Linked DNA regions of Mus musculus: region 2 is linked to region 1. The links are chromatin loops, found by intact Hi-C in ENCODE. Cell type or tissue: gastrocnemius. All regions are shown on one strand. Each heading gives the region's core, and the rest is flanking DNA. Links, peaks and the distances in the headings are about the cores only. Region 1 holds the start of Celsr1 (cadherin, EGF LAG seven-pass G-type receptor 1). Region 2 overlaps Celsr1 (cadherin, EGF LAG seven-pass G-type receptor 1).

The links. Peaks named below come from ENCODE experiments on the same cell type or tissue, not always from the same donor. Only the 100,000 strongest peaks of a DNase experiment are listed, where the experiment ranks them.
Region 2: a loop joins it to region 1, with 6 times the contacts of the local background. A loop is called at or near these places in 32 of 42 quality-filtered maps.

What each region holds. Positions count from the first base shown.
Region 1 is chr15:86,032,493-86,035,395 of GRCm38, reverse strand. Celsr1 (cadherin, EGF LAG seven-pass G-type receptor 1) reads left to right here and starts at 1,619. Exons shown (of 35, transcript NM_009886.2): 1 at 1,619-2,903. The coding sequence starts at 1,626. Gm34764 (a long non-coding RNA gene) reads right to left here and starts at 1,143. Exons shown (of 3, transcript XR_384307.4): 1 at 829-1,143. In gastrocnemius, for the core only: a CTCF peak has its summit at 2,528; DNase peaks (open chromatin) are centred at 1,085, 1,227, 1,971 and 2,492; H3K4me3 peaks cover 1,987 bases.
Region 2 is chr15:85,912,410-85,915,312 of GRCm38, reverse strand. The region is part of intron 24 of Celsr1 (cadherin, EGF LAG seven-pass G-type receptor 1); the gene reads left to right. Among named protein-coding and RNA genes, the nearest start is that of Trmu, 35 kb to the right of the region's middle. In gastrocnemius, for the core only: a CTCF peak has its summit at 1,515 (motif pointing left); a DNase peak (open chromatin) is centred at 1,516.

The sequences.
Region 1 (2,903 bases), core at 87-2,586:
GTCGGTGCTCTTGACCACTGAGCCATCTTTCCAGCTCCCCCCCAACTCCCCCCCCCCACAGGTTTTAAAGCGACCCTGTGTCCTATTGTCCTATTGTCATCCTGCTGGGCCCTGACTGCCTAGAAAACCCAACTCTGATGGTGATCAAGCAGCCTTCAGGGTCCCACTCCTCCAACTGATCCCAGGAGAAATCTTTCAAAGGCAAGAGGCCTGCCCAGTGTGTCCATGCGTGACTGAGGCTGCAGTGGGCTTGGGCCCCTTTCAAGGAGGTGGGGAAAATGTTGCAAAGGTCCGCCTCTCCCCTCCCTAGTTCGGAAGCACCGCCTTTAAGGTGTGCTCCTTTGGAATCTAGGCTCGGTCTTGCGGCTCTGAAGCCACGCCCCACCCTTTCACGCAGGGCGAGAGTGATTCTCCAGCCCCCTTCTGGTTTTCCCCAGGTTCTCACGGATCCTGCCCCCTCAGTGTTTGCTTGTCCCCTGATGGGCAGTAACTAGGGGTTTGGTGACAGACGGTCTCCTCCACCAATGTTCAGGCCCCACAGCATGTTCTGGGGAACAAGGCCCCTCCCACTGTCACCTCCAAACTACATTATTTTTCTTTCCAATTTAAATGTTGCACTTTAAACAAAGTGGAACCCGAATCCGGTTAACTGCCCATGAGATTTCAAAATCCAAGGAACTCCTTGGAGTTAAGCATTTGAGCTCCCGCGAGGCTGGAGTCTAACAGTCTCCCAGTCCCCTGCCACCGCCACGACTCTACCGAAGTTTTCTAGCACCTCTGTATCTTGGAACTCTAGATCTAACTCTCTCGACGCCAGGGGTGGCTTACTCATAGATCTGCACTATCAGGTGCAATGCGAGGATTGAACAGCACTCGGCCCAGAGGAAACTGTACGAGGGACTCTTTAGCAGCCGCGGCCCGGGACTCTAGAGCAGTAGTTGAGCGCCACGCTCCCAGGGCCCGGTCCTCTGCGGATGTTGGGTGCCAAGACCGAAAGGGAAGGGGCTGGAGGCCAGGCCCCGCTAGGGCCGCGCCCCCACGTCTCCATGGAGATCATCGGGGCGCGCACCTCCTGGCTGGCTCCCTCCCCATCATCCTCCCCCTCCCAGGGCTGAACAATGAGCCACTGGGAGGGGGCGGGGCGGGGCCGGGGGCGGGGAGAGAGAGAGAGTGGCGGGGGCGCTGGCAAAGCACACCGCCTAGCCAGCAATCCGTCGCCAGGGTCTGCGGGCGGTGTGGTGATCGCAGCCCCCGCCCCGCCCCGGGCCCGCCCAGCTTCCCACGCCCGCCCAGCAGAGTCGGTGCTGGGGCCACCTGGAGCCGCCTGGAGCCGGCGCTGCTGCAGGTTGATGCGCGGCGCCCTCCCGGGACGCACGGAGGAGCCATCTTGAAACCAACTTGGCAAACTTTCGCAAAGTGCTCTCGAAGTGGAAGCTGAGCGGGAGGCCGGGCGCGCGGCCCCCGGTGTCCTCGCCAGGGCCCCCGGGGAGGCAGAGCGCGGGCCGCCCCGAGGGCCCGGCGCTGGGCGCGCGGGAGCCGCCCCCCGGCCGCGCCGGGTGGATGCGGAGGTGCGCCGGGTGCATGGATTGTGCTCCGGCGCCCGGCTCGGGCTGCGGCTCCGGGCCATGGCGCCGTCATCGCCGCGCGTGCTGCCCGCGCTGGTGTTGCTGGCCGCCGCCGCCCTGCCAGCCCTGGAGTTGGGAGCAGCCGCTTGGGAGCTGCGGGTGCCTGGCGGGGCCCGCGCCTTCGCTCTCGGACCCGGCTGGAGCTACAGGTTGGACACCACGCGCACGCCTCGGGAGCTGCTGGACGTGAGCCGCGAGGGGCCAGCAGCCGGTCGGAGGCTTGGGCTTGGCGCGGGGACTCTGGGCTGTGCCCGCTTGGCCGGGAGGCTGCTGCCGCTGCAGGTCCGGCTGGTCGCCCGCGGCGCCCCGACGGCCCCGAGCTTGGTACTAAGGGCACGCGCCTATGGTGCCCGCTGTGGGGTCCGGCTGTTGCGCCGCTCGGCCCGCGGTGCAGAGCTGCGCTCTCCGGCCGTCCGCTCAGTTCCTGGACTTGGAGATGCGCTCTGCTTCCCGGCCGCAGGCGGCGGCGCAGCCTCGCTGACTTCGGTGCTTGAGGCCATCACCAACTTCCCCGCCTGCAGCTGCCCGCCGGTCGCCGGGACCGGCTGCAGGCGCGGACCCATTTGCCTGCGGCCAGGAGGTTCAGCTGAGCTGCGTCTGGTGTGCGCCCTGGGACGCGCGGCAGGCGCCGTTTGGGTAGAGCTGGTAATAGAGGCGACCTCTGGGACGCCCTCAGAGTCGCCCTCGGTGTCGCCATCGTTGCTTAACCTGTCCCAACCTCGGGCGGGGGTGGTGCGACGGTCTAGGCGGGGCACGGGCAGCAGCACGAGCCCGCAGTTCCCGCTGCCCAGCTACCAGGTGTCAGTGCCTGAGAATGAGCCTGCGGGCACTGCGGTCATCGAACTGCGCGCGCACGACCCAGACGAAGGCGATGCAGGACGCCTTAGCTACCAGATGGAGGCGCTGTTCGATGAGCGCTCTAATGGCTACTTCCTCATCGATGCCGCCACGGGTGCAGTGACCACAGCCCGCTCCCTGGACCGGGAGACCAAGGACACTCATGTACTCAAAGTTAGTGCTGTGGACCACGGCTCCCCGAGGCGCTCAGCTGCCACCTACCTCACCGTAACTGTCAGTGACACTAACGACCACAGCCCAGTCTTTGAGCAGTCTGAGTATCGAGAGCGAATTCGAGAAAACCTGGAGGTGGGCTATGAGGTTCTGACCATCCGTGCCACCGACGGGGATGCCCCTTCCAACGCAAACATGCGCTATCGTCTGCTGGAGGGCGCAGGTGGTGTCTTTGAGATAGACGCACGATCAGGTGTCGTGCGCACA
Region 2 (2,903 bases), core at 192-2,691, 120 kb after region 1:
GAAGTGCTTTTGGGAGTGTATGGGACTTGCTGAGAGAGCAAGGCAGGAAAGAGGAGGAGGTGTGGAAGTCAGGGAAGCTCTATTTTTTTGTTTGTTTTTTATAAAATAATTTTTTAAAGATTTATTTATTTTATGTATATGAGTACACTGTAGCTGTACAGATGGTTGTGAGACCTCATGTGGTTGCTGGGAATTGAATTTAGGACCTCTATTCGCTCCGGTCAACCCCGCTCGCTTTGGTTGGCCCTGCTCGCTGTGGCCCAAATATTTATTTATTATTATAAATAAGTACACTGTAGCTGACTTCAGATGCACCAGAAGAGGGCATCAGATCTCATTACGGGTGGTTGTAAGCCACCATGTGGTTGCTGGGATTTGAACTCAGGACCTTCGGAAGAGTAGTCAGTGCTCTTTCCTGCTGAGCCTTCTTGACAGCCCAGGGAAGCTCTAGTTGATCTGATTAAGTGCAGGGTTGTTGGGTGCTGGGTAGCCCAGTTGGCTGTTACATTGGATCCCGGAGAACGGCTTGAGCCCAAGAGGCATCGCAGAACCTCACAGGGTCCCTGGCTGCTCATAGAAGTTATGCACTCTGTGCCTTAGAGGTCATCAGGGTAGAGTAATGTGCAGACTGCAGAGCCCCCTGAGCGTGAGGTGTTAGTGTATAGAGCCCAAGTGTTGTGGAGAAAGGATGTGGGAAGCAAATGAGAATCCATCCTTACCTGTGCCTGCACAGCTGGATCTGTGGCCAGCTAGCTCCCAGGTGTTCCTCTGCAAGGGCTGTCTAATGACAGCTACCTGACACACGGTCGCCTCTGACACAGATGACTGGTGGAACTTGTCACTGACGTAAAGATAACCCACAGGAGGGACATTTGTAAGAGGCACAAAGATTGAAATTCATGCAATGTGACATAGTGGCTTCCCAGAGAAATCCAAGAATCTCTGTAGATAAATGGTTACTCCAGGAACAGGGGGCAGCTATGTAATAGCACAGGGGTCTGCACACAGAGACAGTGTACACCAGATATTCTTCTATGCACCTCATGGAACAAACTCAAAATATGCCTATAGACGACATAAGTTCGAGAAAAATGTTTAGGGATCTTAATGAAGGAAAAATGTTAATGGAAATATGATGTCTTGCAGATCAGGCAAGATAGCCCCGTGGGTGACGGCACTTGCTGCCAACTGGATGAGTTCAGGATCTACACAGTGGAAGGATAAAGCGCACTCCTAAGAGCCTTCCTTTGATATCCATACATGTTCCTGGGGGCATGCATGCTTACACATACACACTCAAAATACGGAAATTTAATTAGGAATAATAACTGCAGGGTATAGTAGCAGCATAGTATAGAGTTGAAGTCACATTGCTGATGCTAGAAGAAAACAAGACAGTGGGGGCTGGAAAGCTGACGCAGGGATTTAGAGCTGATCTTCCAGAGTACCTGCTTTCCTGTTCCCACTGGTATCTCACAACCGGCTGTGCCTCCAGTCTCAGGGATCTGCTGCCCTCTTCTGGCCCTGGTGGGTACTGCACACACATGGTGCAGGTGCATGCAGACAAAACACCCATGGACTTAAATATAAGCTTAAAAAAGAAAGAAAGAAAGAGAGAGAGAGAGAGAGAGAGAGAGAGAGAGAGAGAGAGAGAGAGAGAAGAGAAAAGAAAAGAAAAGAAAAGAAAAGAAAAGAAAAGAAAAGAAAAAGAAAAGAAAAAGGTTGAAATCCAGTGAGCTGAGGGTCTTTAGCAAAAGAACACTGGGACCTTGAGGAGGTCTGGAAAGGGAAGAATAAAACCCAGTGGAAAGGAAAAATGTATCAGTATCTCTGGGTTTCTCTTAGGACAGCTGTGAAGGTGACTTAGCAGCATCTAAATCTATAAATGTCTTTCTCATCACCACATAGGAGGACGAACCCACGTTTCCTTTTGCTGGGCGGAAGGAGGGGCTAATGTAGCTCTGGTAGCCCTTGCATCAGCCGAGCCCCAGTGTGGGGTTGAAATCTGGATCCTCTGGCTTCTACCTCTGGAGTATTTAGGACTACAGGCTTGTGTGCCTGAACTACCTGATGTTGGCAGTGTTGGGGACTGAACCTACAGCCTCTCATTTGAGGATGTCTAACAACTGAGACACACACACACACACACACACACACACACACACATATATATATATATATATATATATATATATATATATATTGGGGGGGGGGGTTGAGTCAGGGTTTCTCTGTGTAGCTCTGGCTGTCCTGGAACTCACTCTGTAGACCAGATTGGTCTCAAACTCAGAGATCCACCTGCCTCTGCCTCCCCAGTGCTGGTATTAAGAGATGTGTGCCACCACTGCCCAACAGAAAATATTTTTTCTTAATGCAGAAAACAATTGATAATTTTTACACTCATTCATGATTAGAATGAAGGGGGACAGGAGAAAACCCCTTTGAACAAACTAGAAAAGGGAACTCCTTAACCTAGGACAAGAAACCACACACACACACACACACACACACTCACAATAGCACAGTAGTGGAGGGAACAGTCTTAGCTGTGGTTCCTAACAGCATTAACCTGCTTTAACTGTGGTATTTTGTTCCTACAGTATGGGGGGGGGGGCTCAACAGGGACACAGGACGAAAGAATACCCTCTATCAGATGTGATTGGCATGTTGGGTTCCACAGGAAATTCTAAAACAACCTACAGGTTGTGAATAATTCTGTGAATAATTCAGGGAGCTCAGCCGCCTGCGTGTAAAGGCAACCGCACTCCTGCGCACTGGCCACGGCACCTGAACATGGGGCGCAGAAGTGGAAGGGTGAGGGTGTCCCTGGGAGAGAGTATTAGATCCGGCTGTGAATGAATGAAGAGCTGGCTATGACTGAGCTACCCTGAGTGGGGCTATGA